3 separate regions of the Homo sapiens genome follow, and all the other regions are linked to region 1. Evidence: chromatin loops called from intact Hi-C (ENCODE). Cell type or tissue: CD14-positive monocyte. All regions are shown on one strand.

What was found. A loop is a pair of places that touch in the nucleus more often than their neighbours do. Peaks named below come from ENCODE experiments on the same cell type or tissue, not always from the same donor. Only the 100,000 strongest peaks of a DNase experiment are listed, where the experiment ranks them.
Region 2: a loop joins it to region 1, with 5 times the contacts of the local background. A loop is called at or near these places in 29 of 110 quality-filtered maps.
Region 3: it touches region 1 in a loop (2.6-fold over the local background); 4 of 110 quality-filtered maps call a loop at or near these places.

What each region holds. Positions count from the first base shown.
Region 1 is chr6:11,571,071-11,579,070 of GRCh38, reverse strand. TMEM170B (transmembrane protein 170B) reads right to left here. Exons shown (of 3, transcript NM_001100829.3): 3 at 1-3,640. The coding sequence ends at 3,510. Among named protein-coding and RNA genes, the nearest start is that of TMEM170B, 37 kb to the right of the region's middle. In CD14-positive monocyte, CTCF peaks have their summits at 3,142 and 3,342 (motif pointing right); a DNase peak (open chromatin) is centred at 3,360; H3K4me3 peaks cover 703 bases; H3K27ac peaks cover 4,286 bases.
Region 2 is chr6:10,950,737-10,958,736 of GRCh38, reverse strand. It overlaps SYCP2L (synaptonemal complex protein 2 like), which reads right to left. Exons shown (of 30, transcript NM_001040274.3): 24 at 3,520-3,621; 25 at 2,495-2,601. It overlaps LOC101928191 (a long non-coding RNA gene), which reads left to right and starts at 4,648. Exons shown (of 3, transcript NR_125851.1): 1 at 4,648-4,692; 2 at 6,356-7,068. RefSeq lists enhancers at 4,100-4,149, 3,907-4,201. In CD14-positive monocyte, CTCF peaks have their summits at 3,812 and 4,013 (motif pointing left); a DNase peak (open chromatin) is centred at 4,036.
Region 3 is chr6:11,516,665-11,524,664 of GRCh38, reverse strand. It overlaps LOC105374928 (a long non-coding RNA gene), which reads right to left. Exons shown (of 5, transcript NR_187824.1): 5 at 541-2,034. Among named protein-coding and RNA genes, the nearest start is that of TMEM170B, 17 kb to the left of the region's middle. In CD14-positive monocyte, no CTCF peak of the experiment used is centred here; DNase peaks (open chromatin) are centred at 1,254, 1,634, 4,894 and 5,234; H3K4me3 peaks cover 3,563 bases; H3K27ac peaks cover 6,230 bases.

The DNA.
Region 1 (8,000 bases):
ATCTTGCTAGCTCTTGGTGTACTCAAGGTAAAGAATTCCATCTTGGTAATTCTTGTACTTCTTACTAGAGAAAATACTTGGTAGAGCACTTTACATAGTGGATCCACACGAAGTGTTTACAAAATAGAATTATTTGCTGTATGAGTGGCAGCCTAGGTACATCAATGTGGCAGCCACATTTTCTTCATTAGAGGTTCTTTAAAGACCTTTCCCACAACATTCTGTGATTTCAAATTATCCCGTTGCTCATATCACAAATACAAGATATACAGGCCAACTCATTTCTTTATTTCTCTCATTTAAAGTACAAACAAAACCCTTATACTTTTTTGAGCAGTGAAATGTATGCTGCAAATACTAAGAAAGTATATTGGGTAACAAACTGTAACACTGTTTGGTAAACATTAAGATCTAAAGAATAATTCTGCTCCAGGCCCTGAAGATAGCCATCATTTAGGACTTCACTTATCCTAGGCAAGGTAGGCTATTACCTTGGAACTGTCCCATGGTTCGGAAGACTGCTGGTTCTCCTTCTTTTAAAGTTTTAAGCATTATTTGCAGTTTATTTGAGGCCTCCTGACTAGCTGTGATCTATGGCATTTTTAATCAGTATGTTCAACTGTAATTAGTTTGGGCATGTAGGAGTTCCTTCTTTGGGGAGCTGATTTCACTATAAACAATATTTTATTAAACATTTTTTAAATAAAGGAGTGTCCACTATAGAGGATCCTCCCTCCCTTCTTGCATTTGTCACGAAGAAAATGTACTGCTAAATCACATACGAATTTTAACAAAGTATATAACCCAAATACATCAATAAGGACTTTTGTCATGTCCCAAACAAGGGTCTCCAGCTCTATTAAGTGAAGAAAATTTTCCCAAAATTCAAAATTTTCAAACATCCTCAAACCTATTTAAAAGATCATTACACTGAACAAATTTTCCACTAGAACATGAAAGTGTTCACTGAAAAAAAGCTTTCCAAGTAGACTGTATTCATATATAGCAGCTCTCTATATACCTATATAATGATATATACGTGTGTGTATATATATCATTAAACATTTCTTGTGTCTATAGGAAAGCTACTAACTTTTTAAAAATTTCAGCATATAAATAGCTATTAAGACAATTCACAAACTCAAACTATTCAACTGCATCTCAAAACATCAAAAGAGAGACAGTTGCACAAAATCTCAATGGAAATAACTGAAAACAGCAAAGAAACCAAAAATAACCCCTAAAATTAAAAGTATACACATACACACACAATTGATAATGTAAAGCAACTTGATAATAACTGCAGGACACTCTACAAACTAATTATTAACCGTTCAATTATACTTTCATTCTAGAGTAAAAACAATAGTTTAAATCTCTTTGGTCCACACATTAGTACATTTAATGTATCCAAGTTATTTTCTTGTTAATTTTGGATTATGAATCATGCTCCATATTACTTTACCATAACTTTCTTAAATCATAAAATAAACATATGTTAAAATAAGTATTCATTCTGGAGATCTGAAACAATTTCCACATGCTATTGGTAATTCCTCTGGAAGAATACGAATGCTTTAAATTATTGACAGAATAGCCAAAGTAAAAGAAGAACACAATTCAAGTCTGGCAGAAAAGAAAAAATCAGATTGACTTGGAAAAGTTATGCCTAAATTTAATTTGTAAAAACATCAGGAATATAAAGAACACATGAAAACAATTTCAGGCCTGTACATAATAAAAATAATCAATTTTAAGATTTACTTCAAAGATCCATGCATAGTTGCTTATTATTTTTTTAAAACAAATTTCCAAGCCAGTGTTAGTAAATCTCCCAAATTGGCTTCCATACTGAGAAAAGTACTGCCTCTCCAACTTCTCATTGGTAAGTTGTGGATATACTCTGCTTCTGGATAGAGAAAAAGTGGTATGGGTAACAAAGTTCTTAAATTTGAATGTAATATAACAAAGGCCTACTTTTATAGCAAATTGGATTAAACAGCAAGGCTACCAGGTTATTTTTGGATTATCCTTAACTTCATATTCTCTGCAATGTCTCCTTTGAGTTAGCACATTATAATTGTATCTGGTGCCAAAAAAAATCTCATTAGGAGACCAGTTCAACCCTACTTCCTATACTCTTACAATTACGTATTGCCAGAACCTCTTAAAATGTTTTATATAAAGGACATTTCCACTTTTGCTATATGCCCTCACAGATTCTTCTACTAAACTTAAATCATAACTTCATATCATAAATCAAGAACTGAACAACTGAATTACTCTAATACACGCTCAGTACTGCATTGATATGCTGAGACTAATTGCCAAATTTTAAAATTATCTACTATATTCCCCAATTTTTACTTAGCAAAATTATGATGTTGCCACATGTCCAAAGTAAAATAGTTCATTACTCTTCCTATATAACTTACTTGTTACTTATTTCTACAAATGAGGTCTTTATTTCCAGAGCCTAATTTAGGCCAGTCTCTAAAAACAGTTAATACTCCAGAATGAAAGACTGTTTATGTTTTGTCAAAAATCAAGATATATGCAACACGTAATACAATCCCACTGAGATACTAGTTATAAAGATGTTTTGTCCATGAGATACAAGGCAAAAACTTTCTTTAGAAGGGTCAAAGAATGCAACATGCATTTCAGACTTTTTTCTTACAAAAATTTTTAAGAAAATCTTCAAATTACATTTTTATGACGCACAAACTACAATCAATGTGTATGACCCTTCAAGTTTCTGAATTTGTATAAACAGAATATGGATGCATGAGAGAAGCTATTAAAAGGGTGTTACTTAAGTTGGTGAAAAGTATGCACCCTATAGAGCTACTCTGAGTTCTTAAAACAGTTGAGCTAGTCTTCAGTTAAGAAGACTTATCTTCCACATCAATTAAATAACAATAATACCTAAACATATTGAAGCCCTAAATCCCAGAAACGCGCAACATTAAAAACCAAATAATTTCTCTCATATTAAACAATTCAGTATTTAGCACTCATACGGGATTTAGTGTTACCGAACAAAAATCTTAGTACATTACCTGAATTCATGTCAAATATGTTCACAGCACTCAGCTACATCTACACTTGCAAATTGTCACATGATCAATGTTAACAAAAAGAAAAGAGTTTGGCACATATATCAATACCTCAAAACGTCCCTGTAACTTAACATAACACTGTTAGGAACGATGATTTCAACACCAATGTTAACCTGATAGGCAGCTAAACAAGGTGCTTTTTCTTGTAACTTTACATAGTGTCTTAATGCACCTTGCCTGAGACAGAGGCACATAAGGTGCAGTGCGGTAGTGCAATCACTTGAACACCAGAGGGCAATCCTTCCACACAGCTCAAGGTCTTCCTTATGCTTTGACCTGCTCAGTCCACATTCTTGCACAATTTCATTTCCACTTGTTAACAATGCCGTTTTCAGGGAATCTGTACATCTGTTTCCTTATGTGAAGTAAGACATTCCCACAGAAACCTCAAAGTGTAGCGAGGATCCTTGAAAAGGAGATGATTAATGTCAGTACAGTCTGTCCAACGCCCCATACCAGCGCTTCCAAAGGGGCCATGTTCTTCCCAGCTACTCTGTAAATGCCCGCTACTGCTGCACCTAAGGAGAAACGGGAGAAAAATGAAGGGATACAGTCACTCGTTTTATAACACACTGCATGCTGCACCTTAAGAGCTCTTTTCATTTCATCAAAACATAAGTCATCATTTTTTTCTCATTTTATCCACTTTCTATGAAAAAGTTTCCCTGTGATTGGTGAAAGTTACAACTTACCATAATACACTTAGCCACTTATTTGAAAAACAGACTTTTCTATTCAACCAAAAGATATATATTTATGGTATATGCTGCATACTTGATAGCAAATATGTTCATAAACAATGAATAATTCATTATTGCAACCTCTCACCTGGGCATTCAATTAACTAGACCTCTTTAGCATTTTTGTAAACATACAGTATAACATACTGATAATTACAAGTGATAATGCAGAAAAATAACATAATTTAATGTAATTTCTAAATTATTAATAAATATTTTAATATTAAAGGTATCTTTTCTGAATAATATGAATTCTTAAATATCATGTAAAATATAATACCTGACTAATCCATCTCACAATCTACCATACAAAATAGTTCTTGCTTTTTAAATAAACCATCCGACTCTAAGTTATTTGGAGACTAGTATCTTGACGTCTAATAAGAATGGAAAATGAACCTGACATCTATTCTAGTGAGGTTCCTTAGGTAATGTACACTTCTGAGAACGGGAGAATCTCAGTGTATGAGGAACCTCAGTGCTCATCTGATTCAACATCTGATCTTCACAGACCATCCATAATGATGTGGTATCTAAGCGGCTAACTTTAAAAGTACATTTAGGAACCATAAAGGAGGAAACATTTAAATTATAATATGCCATCCCACAGATGGAGATGGCCTGAAAACTCTTTTTCTAGAAAAACTGTCTATATATCCTAAAATGGTTAGATAAAAGAACATAAGACAAAGACGAGAAGTTATCTGAAAATACTGAATTGACAATTACAATTAAGACGGAAACCTACTCATGAAAATTAGAATATAATTTTTACTTGTCAACTTAGAAAAAAATTAGCTAAAGATTAATTATTTGTACTTCACTCAAAATCTTCCAAATAAAAGTTATTGTATTGCTCTGTAAGAGATGTAAACAGGAAAAGCAAATTACTAACCTAAGCCAAGGACTTTCATATACATGTTTTAAAATAAAAGGAAATTAAAATAGTGTACTTACCATATACTATGTATTTTGCAGGAACTTTACAAATATTATCATATTTAAATATCATACCACCCCCTCAGTATTATCACCTAATTTAAAGATGAAAAAAACAGAGGTTCAGAGAGGTTCAGTTACTAGCCCCAGGAAATACAGCAAGTACAAGAGCCGGGATTTTTCAATCCAGGTTAGTCTGGCTATAAATCCCAAAATCATTCTATCACTTCATATTTATACTAAGTGAAAATGAGAACGAAGAATTCAGAGAATGATAAAGTAGCTAATAAGCATCTCAAAACTCCTAGTAGCACCAACATTTACTTAACCAAACAATGAAATCACTTGTATAATTGGTCACATATCCAAATTTTAGGATTAGATGACATTCTTTAAAAATATTAAGTATCCTACACCTTTGTTATCAGAAATTATGTTAAAATAAACTAGAGTAATACTCTTTCTCTTTGGATTCATCCTAGATTTATATGACTATCTTCCATTTTAAAAACCACATTTTAGCCTCCATCCCTCTGATACTAAGTTTTCAATCATGATCCACAGCAAGGGGAAAATCGAAGCAATTACTAGCTCAGGCTGCCTGCGAAATGGCAAACAACTGTGTCAATTCAAACGTTGCATGCTTACATAAGGTGAGGAGCATGGGTTGTAGAGCCAGGCTCCTGGATTAAAATCCAAGCTCCACTACTTAGCAACTGTGTTACACTGGACAATCACAGCCTCCCATGCCTTGCTTCCTCCACTGTAAAATAGGTGGGCACGAAGATTAAGAGATGACACTTGTCAAGTGCTTAAAACAGTGGACGATCCTAGTATGTACTCAACAAATTTTGGCTAGTAGTCGTCATAGTAGTAAAGGATAAAGATAATTCCAATCAGTGATTCACCATTCAATAAATGGTGTTGGAATGACTGGTAGCCATTTCAAAAAAATAAATTTAGGTCCCTGCTTCACACCATTCCCCAAAATAAATTTCAGATGGATTAAATAACTAAATGTTAAAAACAAAAGTACACATCTAAACTTTAAAATGTAAGAGAATTATGTTTATGATCCTAGGAAAAGAGATCTTAAGACCACAAAAAAAGGGTAAAACCCATAAAGGTTTCACATCAATGAACAGACTGGAAAAATATTTGCTATATGCAAAACAAACTGATGATTAATATTTAGAATATAAACACACATATATACATGCATAAACACACACAATCAATACAGCATTTCTGTAATCAAACAAAAACAAAACAAATGTCCACCATCAGTTGGAGATAAACTATATGAAGTCCATACCATGAACCCATACAATTTCAAAAGGAAAATATAGATTTGTATGAACTGAAATAAAAATAACTTAGATATATCATTTAGGTAACAAAGAAAATAAAACATAAAACAATACATATTCTCTACTAGTACATACATACATATGTATGTGTGTATGTATGCGGTATGTATGTAAATATGTATGAATGAATGTAATGCATCAACAAATATCTGGCGGATACATACCAAACTGAAAATAGGGCTTACTTCTGAGAAGAGCACTAGTTTGAGAGTGTTGGTCAAAAGGGGCTTTGCTCTATCTATAATGTTTTGAGTTTTACATAATGAATATAATCATATATTACTCACGTAATAAAATTTTTAAACTCTAACTTAACTTCTATACCTAACTTGCCTAAAACACCCCTAAAATTCCAAGAAACTTTCATCTTAAATGTCAGGATATGAAAGATATTTCATTTTAAATGCCAGGATATCTTTCAATCCTATTTATCAAATAAAAATATTGGTATACAATGAAAAAGTTAAATAAACTCTTGATTTAAAATAGCAGGGCATAAATATATTATGGAATATAGTAGGAAATAACTATATTCCTTGTATGCAGCTATAACTTATTCATTTTCACTGCCATACAGAATTCCAAGTATGAATATACCACAATTTATTTATCCATTCTATGGCCAACAACATGTCTTTGTTTTCAGTCCTTTACAATCCCAAACACTGCTCCTGTGAATGTTCTTGTCTACGACCCCTAGCACACACATGCAGTCAAGAGTTTCTCCATGACCCACGGGTAAAACCAGAACTGCTCAGCCCTATGGTATGGGCCTTTTCAACTTGACTAGATAGTGCCAAATTATTTTTCTAAATTAGCTGTACCAATGTGTATTTCAGTTACTCCATATCCTCAGAGGCAGGTGACATCCTTTTTTGTTTTTTAATTTTTTTTGCCAATCTAGTGGGTAAGAGATATTATCTATCTGATTAATTTACAAATCCTTGGCAATTAATGTGATTGAGTTTCTCTTCACATATTATTAGCCATTAGGGTTTCTACTTCTATGAAATGCTTAAGTCCTTTATTCACTTTTCTACCGGGTTGTCTTTTTATAACTTGAGTCACAGGGTTTTTAAAAAATATATAGTCTAGATATTAATCTTTTTACAATTATATGAAGTTATATATTATTTTAACAAATATCTTACCCCAGTTTGTTCTTTAGTTTTCACTCTCCTTAGGGTGTCTTGCTGAACAACAGCTAGTTGAAAGAGTACATTAAGATCTTTATTTTCTTGGTGATTTATGAGGCTAATATATGCAGGCATGCAGAGAAGTGGGATAGGGTTCTTGAAATAAATAACGCATGCGGATCTGCCACTGTCAACAGTGGCAAACATGATCAATTAGAAATAAGGAAAGATCCCAAATGAAGTGGAGAAAGCAATACTGCCAAGATGATCTGAAGGTGAGTAAAATATACAAAACTACAAGAACGAAGGGGAACAGGAGAGTCATCAGCAGACAGAAAACACTGATACACAACATCAAGTGCCTGCAGATGAGCATTCCAATGAAAAGTGATGTGATCTGCCCTGTGTATTTCCTGACAGAAAGCAAATGATAGCCTGTGGTCCTAGCGACTCAGGAGGCTGAGTTGGGAGGATCACTGGAGCTCAGAAGTTCAAGGGTACAGTAAGGTATGAGTGTGTCACTGCATTCCAGCCTGGGCAGCAGAGCCAGACTCTATCTCTAAAATGGAAAAAGAAAAAAAAAAAAAAGCAAGCATATGATAAAGGTTAAGGGTGAAGAGGCACAAAGAGCTATGGGTGGAAAAACAGAAAAAAAAATAGAACAAGGTTAAGGCAAGAATTAGTTTTGATAAT
Region 2 (8,000 bases), 620 kb after region 1:
ATAAGTTGAGTGCATGCTTTGTGTTAAAAAGATGCTGCCAGCATGTAATAATATTCATAGCAAATGTGAGTGCTAAGCAAGTGTGATCAGGCATCATCCTATACACCTGTCAGGTATTACCCCAGGTTCAGGACCAATACAGAACAAGTTGAAATAGAAAAATTTACACTCATGCTACCTGATATAGTTTGCATATTTGCCCCCACCCAAATCTCATATTGAAATGTAATCCCCGATACTGGAAGTGAGGCCTGGTGGGAGGCGTTCGGGTCACGGGGGCGGATTCCTCATGGCTTGGTGCCATCCTCACAACAGCGAGTCATGACACCTGGCTGTTTGAAAGTGTGTGGCACCTCCCCGCCCCTTGCTCCTGCTCTCCCTATGTGACACGCCTGCTCCCCCTTGGCCTTCCACCATGAGTAAAACTCCCTGAGGCCTCCCCAGAAGCCAAGCAGATGCCAGTGCCATGCTTCCTGTATGGCCTGCAGAACCTTGAGCTAATTAAACCTCTTTTTTTAAAAAAAAATAAATTATCCAGTCTCGGGTATTTATTTATAGCAATTCAAGAATGGCCTAATATACTACCAATACACACAATGAATACTATGAATAAATTTCTATTACTAATTGGCTTACATTGGTATCACAGAAAATAAGACTCTGGAGATCTAAGTTAATTAAATGAATGTTGGTTAGAGTAATATACTTTTCTCAAATGTACTAATAAATAAGTCATTTGGGATTATAAGTAACAGGACAAAAAAGGAAAAGACTGAAATGGTTCCAATATTCATCTTGTAGACAAGATTTTGGGATGGGCTGTATGCACAGTGTCTCAAAGGTCTGCCACCACTCAGCCGGCCACCAACCCACAGTCCACCTCCGTCTTTGTCTCAGATTGCTCTTTTTTAAAAAAAATAGAGACATGGTCTTGCTCTGTTGCCTAGGCTGGAGCACAGCGGCATGATCATAGCTCACTGTAACCTTGAACTGCTGGACTCAAGGGATTCTCTTACCTCAGCTTCCTGAGTAGCTGGGACTACATGTGTATGTCACCATGTCTGGCTAATTTTTAAAAACATTTTTTGTAGAGACAGGGTCTCACTATGTTGCACGGGCTGATCTTGAACTCCTGGCCTCAAGCGATTCTCCCCCCTTGGCCTCCCAAAGTGCTGGGATCCACAGGCATGAATCACCATGCCCGGCCCCAGACTCCTCTCTAGCCCACTTGGTTCCATCCTTCCCCTCCTCCTTGTCTATCACTGTGACCAAATCATTGCTTTCTGGTAGTTCAGTTGTCTGAAAATGCTACCAATGAAACCAAACTATCAGTCTGATTTACACATAGGTCCACTTGGTCCCACTGGGGCAAATGGACATGGAATAGCTGTCTTATAAATACAAACCACAATTCACGAAGACTGAAATCAGTGACCACAGCTAAGACAAATACCCCTCCCCAAACACTTAGAAGCACTTTCACATATGAAGGTCAACAACAGCATTGATAAGTAATATGAACTTGTTACTTTAAATTCATAATGAACTACCTTTTCCTTCTTTCCTCTTTTTCAGCTTTGTTGAAGTATAATTGACAAATAAAAATCAGGCCAGGTACAGTGGCTCACACCTGTAATCTCAGCAGTTTGGGAGGCTGAAGCAGGAGGATCACCTTAGGCCAGAAGTGTAAGACCATACTGGGCAACATAGAAAGACCCTATCTCTACAAAAAATTTTAAAAAATTAGCCAGGTGTGGTGGCATGCACCTGTAGTCCCAGCTACATGGGAGGCTTAGGTGGGAGGATCACTTGAGCCCAAGAGTTCAAGGTTAGAGTGAACTATGATTTCACTGCTGCACTCCAGCCTTGGCAACAGAACAAGATCCTATCTCTAAAAAACTAAAAACAAAAGTGTTATGTATTCAAGGTATACACATGATTGATATACATATAAACTGTGAAATGATTACCACGGGCCAAGCTTGGTGGCTTACACCTGTAATCTCAGCACTTTGGGAGGCCGAGGCAGGTGGATCACTTGAGCCCAGGTGTTTGAGACCAGCCTAGGCAACATAGTGAGACCTCATCTCTACTTAAAAAAAGATTTTTTAATGATTACCACAATCAAGCAAATTAACATATTCATTACTTCACACAGTTACCTTCTTGGGGGGTGGTAGGAATACTTAAGATATACTCTCTTAGCGAATTTCAAGTATACAGTACATTATTACTAACTATAGTCACCATGCTGTATGTTAGGTCTCCAGAACTTATTAACTTGTAACTGAAAGTTTGTATGCCCCATCCAACATCTCCCATTTCCTCTAACCCTGACCCCTGGTAACCACCCTTCTCCTCCCTGTTTCTGAGTTCAACTTTTTTTAGATTTCAATATAAGTGAGACCATGTGGTACTGTCTGGCTTATTTCACTTAGCATAATGTCCTCCAGATTCATAACGCTCTAGTTTTTTAAGTTTTGTGGACTACTACCTCATATTTTCTTTTCCGTTTTTTAGTGAAGTTTTCAAAGGTTGGGAGAATGGCAGAACCGTTCAAGTTCTCTGGCACAACTTCTAGGGATGAAGTGGAAATTCCTTCTGGAAAACAAAAACAAAACATGGAATAAAACTAACAAAGTGTTCAAAGTAGACTTGCTCAATTCATCAGTTGCCCAGAGGATGAGTTATTTGGAAGCACAGATGCGAACCATGGAAGCCCCGCTGACTGCCTGGACATGACCTCGCTCTCTGGAAAGTGCTCATTTCTTCTATATCTTCCCAGCACTTTAAATCGGGGCAACTGACATTTTGTCTAAGAAGCAGGCCAAGGTGTTGTAATAGGTTCTAAGGAGGACATATAGCTAGGGTATTTCTCTGGTGTAACTGCTTCTGGGTGCCAGTCTTCAGAGGGCTTGCAAGGGGTCTGGTGCTGTTCTGAGGGATTTGCAAGCATCAATTAAGTCTCACAAAAATTGTGTGAAGTAGGTACTGTCAGGATTCCCATTTAACAGAGCTTGCATAAGTCTTGCATGCTCATACCAGCAGCTCCTGGATTCAAATCCAGGCTGTCTGGAATCAATGCTTTCAAATCTGTTGCATTGGAGCCCTTTGTTTCAAAATGCATGGTACCATTTGTCCAGAAGGCCAGCCTCAAACATGCAGACATTCCAGATCATTCTTCTTAATCGGTATAGATATTTCTCACACAAAAATTTGGTTGATAACTATCAACCATATCAGAGACCTATAACTTTAGGAACCCTTGGGCCCTGAAAATTCCCAGAAGGAAGAGTTACGAGGAAGAAATAAAAATGCTAGGGGATAATGGCACTTGCTTTTATCTATAATTTGTGCAACAACTTATTTGTCTCCAAAAGCACAAAAGCTTAGTTTTTAGGATTTTGTAGCTACTATGATCTTAAAACTATACCTCCCTTGTGATTCATGTTGTTACATCCTGTGCTGACCCATTTATCCCACTCCTACTTGAACCATTGGCTGGGTGCATGATGTTACCTGGCAACTCTCTTTCTTCTGTTATTGAGAAAGGGGATCCCGGAGCAACCTCTTCTTCCAATCTTGATTGTTGTGACTTAGCAAAACTACCTTCTGGTATGTCTACAGGCAAACAGAGCACATTTCCTTTTGACCCGAAATTATCTTGTTCATTTTTTGGCAGTTAATGTCTTACTGTGAAGAGTACCATCTGAAACTTGTCCCCTGCCTGTTGCTAATGAGTTATCATTCGGTGCATCGACTAGGCACAAACCAAGTATCGAAGCACGATGTCTACTGATACCTGAACATGGGAACAGGCATCCCTTTGATGAGCTCAGTTACATTTAGGAACACTCTGCTTAGCACAGACCCCTCACTAGGCAGAGCGTTCCTAAGTTAAGCAGTAATGGTAGACATCAAAAGCAACGCTTCCAGGGCTCTGAGCTAAATAGCAAGACAGCAAGGTTTCCAGGCAGATGGGCCTTTGGAAGTGCTTCAGCTCACACCCCGGAGCGCGCCATCTGCTGGTGACACGGGCACATCGGCGCTATGCTGAAGGCTACGTCATAAACGAGGCCATCTTGCCTCCTCACAGCTCAAGTGATTTTGAGAGACTCGAACATAGATTCCCATTTCAATTCAGCATAACACTAAATATTTTCTATTCTGATGTTCACTTTTATCCCAGACATGTCTGGTCCTCATCATCTTATCAATGGCACCACCATGGTTCACAGAGCCCTGGCTTTATGCTCAACTCCTCCTTTTCTTTGCTGCCCGCTTCTCCTCCATCCTCAAGGTTCTGCCTATGGAATGAATCCCTCCCTCTCTGAGTTCCTGCCCAAAGCCATCTCCCTAGAGGAAATCGTCAATCCTTCACCTTCAATTGTCACTTCCAAATCTCTCTCTTGCCTGAGCTCTCTCAAGCGGCCAACTTGTGTCTCCAAGTATTTGACATCTTTACTTCAAACCCCACTCGAGTCTATCCCTCCCACTTAAAACCACTCTCTCCCCCGCACTGTACCTTTAGTTGTGACATCATCTGACTTCTCTTTTGTCACATGCCTGTCTAGTTGCTGTTGGTTTTTCTCTCTGAAAGTTCTGGAATTCAATTTCACTAATTCATTCCATGAATATGTGGACGTTACTATGTGCGAGAGGCAGGGCGATGCGGCTGGCAGATAGTGAGAGGTAAAGACGAAGTGACCCTTCCTCCACTCTGCTCCTGATATCCTGGTCTCCTTGTAGTTCCTTGGACATCCCAGGCACGGTCTTACCTCAAGGCCTTTGCACTTGAGACTCCTCTGACCTCTGACCAGAGCACATCCCCATAGATCTGCACCAAGGATTTCTCCATCCATCTAACCTTAAATTTCAATGTAGCCTCCCAACTCTTCACACTCTCTTCCCAGCTTAATTTTCTTCTCAGCCTTTATCACATACAACATACTACATGTTTTACTTGTCCATCATCTGTCTCCCACACTAGAGGGTAAGGCCCAGTGAGGGCAGGCATTTTTTTTCTTCACTACCATATCCCTGACACCTACAGAAGTGTCTGGCACATAGTAGACACTCAATAAACATTTGTTCAACAAATGAATAGATGAATGCTGCAGAATACCCAAGCTCCTACAAATAAAACACCTGATATGCCCAATGGAGATCTCAATACAACAGATAAGAGTTTATTTCAGTTCTCTTATTCTAATTCTCCTAGTGGTGAGGGTAGAGGTAGAGAAACATCACAAGCTTTAGAGACCTAAATAGCCACTACATATTTGCTATAGTGGCCATGCTTTGGGCTATTGCTACAAATTTGCCACTAAGAAAAAAAAAAGTTCCAGAAGGGGCAGAACAGGAAGTAAGGAAAAGAAACTGCCTTTATTAATAGACAAATAGCAATTAATACATTTAACACTTTAAGACAAATAGCAGTTAATATATTTAGCACTTTAAGATCTGATAAAACTACCTTTTGGAGGAATCTATAAATATATGAATTTGGAAAAAAAGAAAATTATAAATGAGAGGTAAGAAATACCAATTGAGAAAGAAAAAGGATGATCTCAAAGCAAAAAGGATTAAACTAGTAATAATAGTAACTAGTAATAACTATTAAGGACAGACCTCATGGGACACCCTAATTAGTATTCTATAATAGTACTTTCATAAACTGAAAAATTCATTAGAGATCACATTCCCATTCTGCAGAACTTAGAAAAGAAACAGCCAGTATCTGGCCTCTCTGTAATAAAAAAAGAAAAGAAACACATTAAGAAATACTCTTATCTGTGAGAGGCATCTTATAGGAGCTAGTACCTCTTTTCTTCTCATTGCACTTAGACTTAGGTGTGTCCATTTGTTTGAAGGGTTTGGATGGATATTTTCTGGGGGGATCCCGTCATTTCAAGGGCAAAGATTTTTAAAAATAAAAAAAAAGAACCCAATTACAACTCTATCCTTTTCTTTCAGCCTCAAGGCAAACAACATTCATGCTTGCATCTTCTGTGGTGTCTATACCGCAGTCAGGGCCAAAAGAAACCACTTAAAAAGGATTCCACCTAGCCTCAATTAGGCACTGATCAACAATCACCACGTTTCTTTTCCTTACTACCTGTTCTGCCCCTTCTGGAACTTTTTTTTTTTTTCTTGGTGGCAAATTTGTAGCAATAGCCCAAAGTTTGTCCTTGAATTTCAATGTTCCACCCCCATGCATACCTGGGGCAAAGCAAGGCATCTGTCAGCACAGACACTAGTTACATCCACCAAAGAGAGAAATCCAGGAACATCGTGTAAATAACCTGGTCACCCTTTGAATGAATTATGCGGAATTTGTGAACCTACTAACAAGGGATCATCCAGTTGGATGGCTTCAGGGACATGGAAATCACTAGACTTTTAGAAACCTTCTTCGAAGTGGCAGTGCTCGTGAAGTTCTTTACCTTTACCAAAGGCATGGCTCTCCAGAGAGCACAGGCTCCTGCACAAGAACCAGCACTTCATCAGGAGAGGCTGCAGGTACTAAGTGATGTCCTTGGCTCAGTTTTGTTTCCATGGTAACTGTATGCCACTTTTCACTAGCACGTTTCAACATTTTCATAACAGAGTTAAAACTACATACACAGAACACCTCAAAAATAAACACAAACGCAGTCAAGTCATCTTAAAAGAATGTGAAATCCATGTGTATGTGTTGGTGGCTGCAGAGGGGGTGTGCTCCTGCTCTCACAAGAACCCGGCTTTCTTCATTTCCAAGAAAAGTGAAGACAGGTACAATCTGAGGAGCTTCTGAACTTATCTTGGGTAGCCGACTGGGCACAAGTTTCAGTGAACGTATGTTTGGCATCTGTGTTGTATTTTTCAACTTACAAAACTTCTGTTAAAAACAATGTTTAATGCCAGACCTATGGTTAACAGCCAAGCTCCCCTAAGTTAAGGCATTTTTTGAAACCTTGCTCTGAAGTGACACCCTGTGGTAAACAATGATAAAGGCCAACAGTCTTTCCTGAGCAAGAACAGAATCTACCAAAAGATCCTCTGTGGTTTTTACAGCGCTTTCCCAAGGCAAGTACTTTGTTTACCGATGTTTATTAAGTGCTAAGAGTATGACAATTTAAAGACTATCTTTACTGTTGAATTACTCAGTTTGATGGGAACTACTAAATATCTTTTGTATAGATTAATGCAGTTAAGAATGGATAACTCAACTGATAATAAATATTTATTTGTGACTACATATAAATGCTTAAATAGCGAATCAAGCAGAGTTTCATCATTAAATGTTGGGTTTTCTTTTTGTTTGTTTCTTTTGAGACAGGGTCTTGCTTTGTCACCCAGGCTGGAATGCAGTGGCACGATCACAGCTCACTGCAGCCTCATCCTGCCAAGCTCAACCACCCCCATGTCAGCCTCCAGAGTAGCTGGGAACACAGGGACACGCCACCATGCCTGGCTAATGTTTTTGTAATTTTTGTAGAGACAGGGTCTCACTATGTTGCCCAGGCTGGTCTTGAACTCCTAAGCTCAAGCAATCTTCCTGCCTTGGCCTCCCAAAGTTCTGGGATTACAGGCATAAGCCACCATGCCCAGTCTTAAATGTTGGGTTTTCTAAGTTTCTTACTCCATTCCCTTGACAAATACTTATGGAGTGTGTCTATATGCCGGGCACTGAGCTAGGAAGGAACTATCCTCCTGACTCCTTCCTGATTCTGGAGACCTCTCCAAGAAAGTAGATGAAGGCAAAATTCAAAATCTTAAAAAAAAAATTATCCTCTGGCTGGGCATGTGGCTCATGCCTATAATCCCAGCACTTTGGGAGGCTGAGGTGACAGATTGCTTGAGTCCAAGAGTTCAAGACCAGCCTAGCCAACATGTCAAATCCCTGTCTCTACGAAAATTACAAAAATCCGTTGGGTGTGGTGGCATGCACCTGTAGTCCTACCTACTTGGGAGGCTGAGGTGGGAGGATTGCTTAAGCCTGGGAGATCGAAGGCTGC
Region 3 (8,000 bases), 54 kb after region 1:
TTTCATTTGCACCAGATTTGGTCTTCGATGAAGATATCATATCATCTCCCAATTCTTTAGCTATTTTCCTCTCCTTGGAGATCTTATTTATTTTCTGTGTTTAAATATACACAAATAACTCCTATTAAAAGAGAAACAAAATTGAAAACAACATTCACTTTATTGTTTACCTGACTCATCTAAGATCACTTTTTCCTTTCCCTTACAATAAAAATTCTTCAAAGAATAACACAGTATATTGCCAACATTTAACTGAGTTCCGTTTTTTTCCCCTAGCGATGGGGTCCCGCTCTGTTGCCCAGGCTGGTCTCGAACTCCTGGCCTCAAGCAATCTTCCTGCCTCAGCCTTCCTAGTGGTTGGGATTACAGGTGTGAGCCACCGCACCTGGCTTTAACTGAGTTCTTTCTATGGGGCAGACACTGTGTTAAGCATTTTTCATGTTATATTAATCCTCCCTATGAGCAAAGTGTTATTCTCCTCACTTTAAGGATGAGTATATTAGTTTCCTGATGCTGCCATAATAAAATACTATAAACTGGTGGCTTACAATAGCAGAAATTTATTTTCTCATAGACCTAGAGGCTGGTAGTCCAAAATCAAGGTGTTGGCAAGCCCCTTCTGAAGCCTCAAGGGAGACTCTGTTCTGTGCCTTTTTCTTAGTTTCTGGTGTTGCCGGCAGTCCTTAGCGTTCCTTGGCTTGCAACTGCATAACCTCAGTCTCTACCTCTGTCATCACGCTGGGTGTCTTCCCTGTGCATGTCTCTCTCTGTGTCTCTCTCCTCTTCTTATAAGGACACCAGTCATATTGGATTATGGAGCCACCCTTCTCCATTATAACCTCATTTTAACTAGTTATGTCTGTAATGACCCTACTGCGAAAGAAGGTCACATTCTGATCTGGGAAGGACATGAATTTGGGGGACCATATTCAACCCAGTGCACTGGGACTTAGATACACTTCTACTCGTTAAGTTGTACAGTTTGGGTGGAACCAGGATTCAGGTACTGTGACCATCAGAGCCTGTCATCATAACTGCTTCACTATTTGATGTGACCACTGGCCCATCGCCTTGCTGCTCCTCCTTCATCCATGTGATCCCGTTTCCAGTCCCAGATTGCCATTGAAACTCTTCTCCTAAAGGACCTCACCTTCTGGATCATCCAGCTTCTTCCTGCCCTAGTGGTGACATCCTCCTCCTTAGCACTCTGCTCCCTTGGTTCTCTGGCCACACTCTGAGTCTCACACTCCAGACCGGGTGTTCCCTCTTGCGCTTGCTCATCTTACTCATCCTATGTCCTAAATGTGGGTGCTTCCCAACTCACATTTCTCTGTCCTTCCCTTCACATTCTTTCTTTCTGAAATCTCTTCCATTCTCAGTTTCAGTTGTAACTTCTATGCCATTGGCTCTCCCTTCTGTGTCAGTCTGTTTCTCCCTGCTGCCCTCTCCCCTAAGCTCCAGCCTCATACCTTCAAACTCCTGCTAGACAAGAAGTCCTACCATCATCTCTAGCCCAGCATGCTCAAGCCAGGTATTTTTCTTCCTTGAAAAGCTTTCATCCTGTCTCACCATATGCACTGACACACATGTCCTGGCCCAAGTCCTTGCTGTCTCATGGAAGGAACACTACAGCAATGCCCTAGTTAACTGGCTTGATGCCAGTCTCCACCCTTCCAGTGTGTCTTGCATAACCTTGACCAACTAATCTCTCCAAACCCAATTTTAATTCTTTTATTCCCTGTGCTCAGCCATTCCCTATGTTCTGCTGCTTCATGTTTACACTCCTCTGACATCTCTTTATCCACCATCTTCACCCAGTATAATTTCCCATGGCTTCAATATGCACTTGTACTCTAGTTAGGCATTGCTTCTCTGCAAAACTGAGCATATTCTCATTTCTGTGCTGTGACTTATGTTATCCACTCAACCCTTTATCCTCTCCAATCTTGCCTCTTCCATCAGGCCCCAGATCAAATCTCACCTCTTCTATGCAGTTTTCTCTACCATTTCAGGTTTCATTCATTTCAGTGGAGCCTCAAGGAAAGAATAACAGAAAAGTGGTCAGAAATGCAGGATGAACTTGCTCTCTCCGTGTCCTCTGTTCTTAGCTTCTATGTTTATATTTGCTCCATCTTTCTCTCTCTCATCTCAGAACTTCTAAAAATCAGCATACACATTACTCTGAGCTGTCCTGTTTTATTAATTGTTGCTTTACGTCTCTTCTCAACTATTTTATCAGACAAGTGAGGGCAAAGGCCACAACTCATCTTTTTTTCCCTTAATAGCTATACCACCTAACACAATATTGAATACTTACTAAACAATTTTCACTTAATTTACTTAATACAATTTCACAATAAGTTGAGTGGAGTTTCTTACAGAAGTGCCAAAAAACTGTTTCTGAAACCTAATGTGTTCTAGACACTAGTTTTCTAAGCCAAAAATATTTCACTGAAGGTAGACAGAGTCTGCAATGTGAAATGTGAAGATAATTTTCTCAATCATATAAGCAAAAATTAGTTTTCAGGATATTTTAGAGTTGTGTTAATTCTCTGCTATCTTCAGTTTTCTAGAAAAATTCTTAAAGCTATAATAAACAAGATAAATTATATTGGTAGTACTGGAAAATTTTTATTTAGCAATGTCAGTGAGTGCTATTCTTTTTGTCTTAATCACTAAATATATGTCACATAAATTTATGCTGAACCCATGCCAAATTTCTGAAAATAGAACTCACTGACATTCAAAAGACAAAAAATACTCAAGTGCTTCATTCCCACAGTATTAAAACTATTGTCTATATTGTAAATAATAGTAAGGCAAACAAAACCTGATTTCTTTTCCGTGAATAACAAGAAGGAATTAGAACTTTTTGAAAATGAATCTGAAAGGCTGGGCACAGTAGCTCACACCTATAATCCCAGCACTTTGTGAGGCAGAGGCGGGTGGATCACCTGAAGTCGGAAGTTTGAGACCAGCCTGACCAACATGGTGAAACCCTGTCTCTACTAAAATACAAAAATTAGCCAGGCGTAGTGGCGGGCGCCTGTAGTCCCAGCTACTTGGGGAGGCTGAGGCAGGAGAATTGCTTGAACCTGGGAGGCAGAGGTTGCAGCGAGTTGAGCTTGCACCACTGCACTCCAGCCTAGACGACAGAATGAGACTCCGTCTCAAAAAAAAAAAAAAGAATCTACAGAAGTCACTGAATGTCAAATCATAATCATTTTCTGACAATCTACTCTCTCTAGTCAGGAAAATATACATAAAAGTTTGACACTGAACTTTTATGAGAGCAGAAATGGTCTAAGTAGTTCTAGGTTCAGCACTTTGGTGAGTGCGCAGGAAGCACCAGAAGTTTACAGCTAAAATGGACTCTATCCAGAATCTGTAAGGAACTTAAAACAACTCAACAAGAAATAAAACAAGTAACCTCATTAAAAAATGGGCAAAGGACATAAACAGACACTTATCAGAAGAAGACATATAAGTGGCCAACAAACATATGAAAAAATGCTCATCATCACTAATTATCAGAGAAATGCAAATCAAAAGCACAGTGAGATACCATCTTACACCATTCAGAATGGCTATTAAAAAGTCAAAAAATAACAGATGCTGGTGAGGCTGTGGAGAAAAGGTAATTGCTTACACGCTGTTGATGGAAATGTAAATTAGTCCAGCCACTATGGAAGACAGTTTGGAGATTTCTTAAAGAACTTAAAACAGAACTACCATTTGACTCAACAATTCCATTACCGGATATATACCCAAAGGAAAAGAAATCATTCTACAAAACAGACACGTGCACTCATATGTTCATCACAGCAGTATTCACAATAGCGAAGACGTAGAATCAACCTAGATGCACATTGATGGTGGACTGGATAAATAAAATGTGGCACATATATACCAGGAAATATTGTGTAGCTGTAAAAAATAATAAAATCATGTCCTTTGCAGCAGCATGGCTGCAGCTGGTGGCCATTATCTTAAGAAAGTGAATGCAGGAACAGAAAACCAAATACTACATGTTCTCACTTATAACTGAGAGCTAAACATTGAGTACACATCAACATAAAGATGGGAATAGTACATACTGGAGACCTCTAGAGGGAAGAGGTAATGGAGCATGGGTTGAAAAATTACCCATCGGATACTATGCTGACTACCTTGGTGATGGAATCATCCATACCCCAAACCTGAGTACCATGCAATACACCCATGTAACAAGGCTGCATTTATACCCCCTGAATCTGAAATAAAAGTTGAAATTATTAAAAATAAATAAAATAAAATGTACCCTCAGATTGAGGGAATAGATAAAAGAGGGGCTATCACCATGGGTGAAGCCAAAAGTATATGGACCATGATTAAGGCTGGTTGGTTGTTTGTAGGAGAAAACCTCCCACAAGCCACATTAATTTTTGTATTATTTGAGCCTTTTTAACAGAAACTCAACTTGACCAAAAAAAAAAAAGAAAGGTTGGGATTTGGGTATTATTATTATTATTTTTGAGACAGAGTCTTCCTCTGTCACCCAGGCCAGAGTGCAGTGGCACAATCTCGGCTCACTGCAACCTCCGCCTCCCGGGTTCAAGTGATTCTCCTGCCTCAGCCTCCCAAGTAGCTGGGACTATAGGCACGCACCACCATGCCTGGCCAATTTTTTGTATTTTTAGTAGAGACAGAGTTTCACCATGTTGGCCAGGCTGGTCTCGAACTCCTGACCTCATGATCCGCCCTCCTTGGCCTTCCAAAGTGCTGGGATTACAGGCGTAAGCCACCATGCCCGACCTGCAGTTGGGTATTATTAATCATTATAATGATTGAGGGGTTTCACAGAATCAAAAGGCAGGAATGAAACTGGAGTTCTGGAAGGAAGTGAAACCAACAACTGACAGCTGACAGAATCCAGGAAGTACGTTTGTACATCTTTGCTTCTCCTTTTTGCATCTTCTCCTATCTTCTTTCTCCTTAAAGACTTCCTTTCTCTGGTCTTCAGGCTACAAAGTGGGCTATGGCTGCAGGACACATGAAGAGACAAACTTTACTCTTGGACTTAATTTAGAAATTCTTGGGTGAGAGCCTAATTGCCCAAGTTAAATCAGATTGCCAGAACTTGAACAATCAACTGTGGCCATGGAACTGATTATCTACTATAAATTTGGTTGCCCAGAGACTGCTTCTGTGGTTTTAACCATAATGTGGAAATGTTCAGTTTTGTGACTTGCCCTAAATTTCATCAGGGGCAAGGGAAGAAAGGAGCATGCACAATAAACTTAATGTGACAGTAGATGACAAAAACAAATTTGTTTCATAATTAATTCCTTGAGTCATGCTTGTTTAACATTAAAGTTACATTTTGGATAGGGGATTGGGAATAGAGTTATTTTCATAAAAGAACAGTCATTATAAGTTTGGCAGATACTTCAGAAATAGATGTCTATTGGAAGTACAATTCGGATATAACTTAAAATTAGAATTTATGTCTTCAGTAAATGAAAATGCAGAAATCATGAAATGAAAGCTAATATTGCCATAGTACATGAATACAAAAGTAACTGAATCTCAAGAAGTCTTGAAAAAAATTACATGCAAGTTAATATTAGGTTGAAAAATGCATTATCCAAATGTTTTTTTCCCCTGTCTCCTATGGTTCTTGTGTGAGATTATACAAATTTTATGACATCATATTCAGAAGATTAGGAAGACCACTAGAGTAATATACTGTGGGCAAAAGAAACTATTTTGGGAAGACTACCTCAAAATGTCACTTTTGGTGATTTCTGGGTTGTGTGATGACAAGGAATTTATTTTTATTTTTATTTTTACTTGATATGTTATTTTTGGAGCTGTTGTTGGTGAAAATCTGTTGCTTTTATAATTTAAAAGGATTATTTTTATAAGAAGAAAAAGAGTACCCCTGCAGTAGAAATATCACTATATTAGTGGAAACAGTGCTTTGATTAGCTGATACTACATTACCAATATGTAAATAGGAAAGGATAACACATCAGATTACCATACCAGACAAAAGCATTGATGAACATTCAGATTCCTTTTGCATAAACTTTTCCATTTGAATATCCAATTGTTTCAGCACCTTTTGTTAAAAAAAATTTTCCTTTGCCCCCAGTATAATTACTTTGGTGCGTCTGTTGAAAATTAATTGAGTGTGTAAGTGTGAGTCTGTTTCCGAGCTCTCTATTCTGTTCCATTGATATTTGTTAGACCTTATGCCAATACCATATACTATCTTGATTAACTTTAGCACATTTTGAATTCAGATAGGGTAAATCTTTCAATTGTCTTTTTCTTTCTCATGTTCATTTGGGTCTTCTAATCCATGAACATAGTATATATCTTCATTTATTTGGGTTTTCCTTAATTTATCTCAACAATGTTTTGTAATTTTTAGTGTAGAAATTTTGTATGGTTTTATTTAATTTATTTGTAAGTATTTTACATATTTCTAATTGCTATTGTAAGTGGATTTTTAAAAATTTTTCAATTGTTTGCTGCTAGTACATAAAAGGACGATTGTGGAGTATTGGCCATGTATCCTGTAATATTGTTAAATTTGCTTATTAGTTCTAGTGGTTGCTTATACGTTCCTTAGAATTTTCTACATCAACAAACATTATATTCTTTATTTCATTTTCTTGCCCTATTTCATAGGCTAGGACTTCTATTACAACATTAAGAGGGTACATCTTTGCCCTGAGTCCAATCTTGAAGGGAATACGGTTAGTCTTTCACCACTAAGCATTATATTAACTATAAGAATTTCATAAATATCCTTTATCAGGTCAAGGAAATTTCCATCTTTTCTTAGTTTACTTAGTGTTTTTTTAGGGTTTTATGTATGTATTTATTTAGATTTAGAAGATACAAGTTCAGTTTTGTTACATAAATATATTGCATAGTGGGGAAGTCTGGGCTTTTAGTGTACCTGTCATCCAAATAGTGAACATTGTACCCAATAGGTAATATTTCAACCCTATCCTCCTCCCACCCTCCCACCTTTACAGTCTCCAGTGTCTATTATTCCACTCTGTATGTTCATGTGTACCCATTGTTTGGTTCCCGCTTAGAAGTGAGAACATGCAGTATTTGACTTTCTGTTTCTGAGTTATTTCACTTAGGACAATGGCCTCTAGTTCAATCCTTGTTGAGCAAAAGACATAATTTCATTCTTTTCTATGGCTGAGACGTAATATATATGTATATATAATATGATATTCTCTTTGTCAAATCATCCATTGATAAATACTTAGGTTGATTACATAACTTTACTATTATGAATAGTACTGTGATAAACATATGAGTGCAGTTGTCTTTTTAGTATAATGATTTATTTTCCTTTGGGTAGATACTTAGTAGTGGGATTGCTGGATCAAATGGTAGTTCTATTTTTAGTTCTTTAAGAAATCTCCATACTGTTTTCCATAGAGGTTGTACTAATTTACATTCCCACCAACAGTATATAAGTGTTCCCTTTCTGCTGTATCCTCATCAGCACTTGTTGGATTTTTGGCTTTTTAATCATGGCCATTCTGGCTAGTGTAAGATGATATCTCACTGTGGTTTTAATTTGCATTTCTCTGATGATTAGTGATGTTGTGCTTTTTTAAAATATGTTTCTGGGTCACTTGTATGTCTTCCTTTGAACATGTTAAGATGTAAACCCAACAAATGAATGTAAACAACCAGATGTGGAACATCTTTGGATTACTTTCTATCCAAACTCTAATTCTGTCTTTATGGCCACATAAAAAAGACGAAATCTACATTGAAATCTCGGTTTGGTGAGTTCACAGTTTCTGCTGCTGGTTGGTAATTTCCTTAACTACCCTTTCCATATTTCTAACAATACACTAAAACACCCATTAGTCAATGGTCAATCCTGTGCTTTATTGTAATATTTTATAAAATATATTCCTTCTCCTCACACCTCCTTAACATTTACTTTTTAAAACAACTGGTAACTTAATAATACC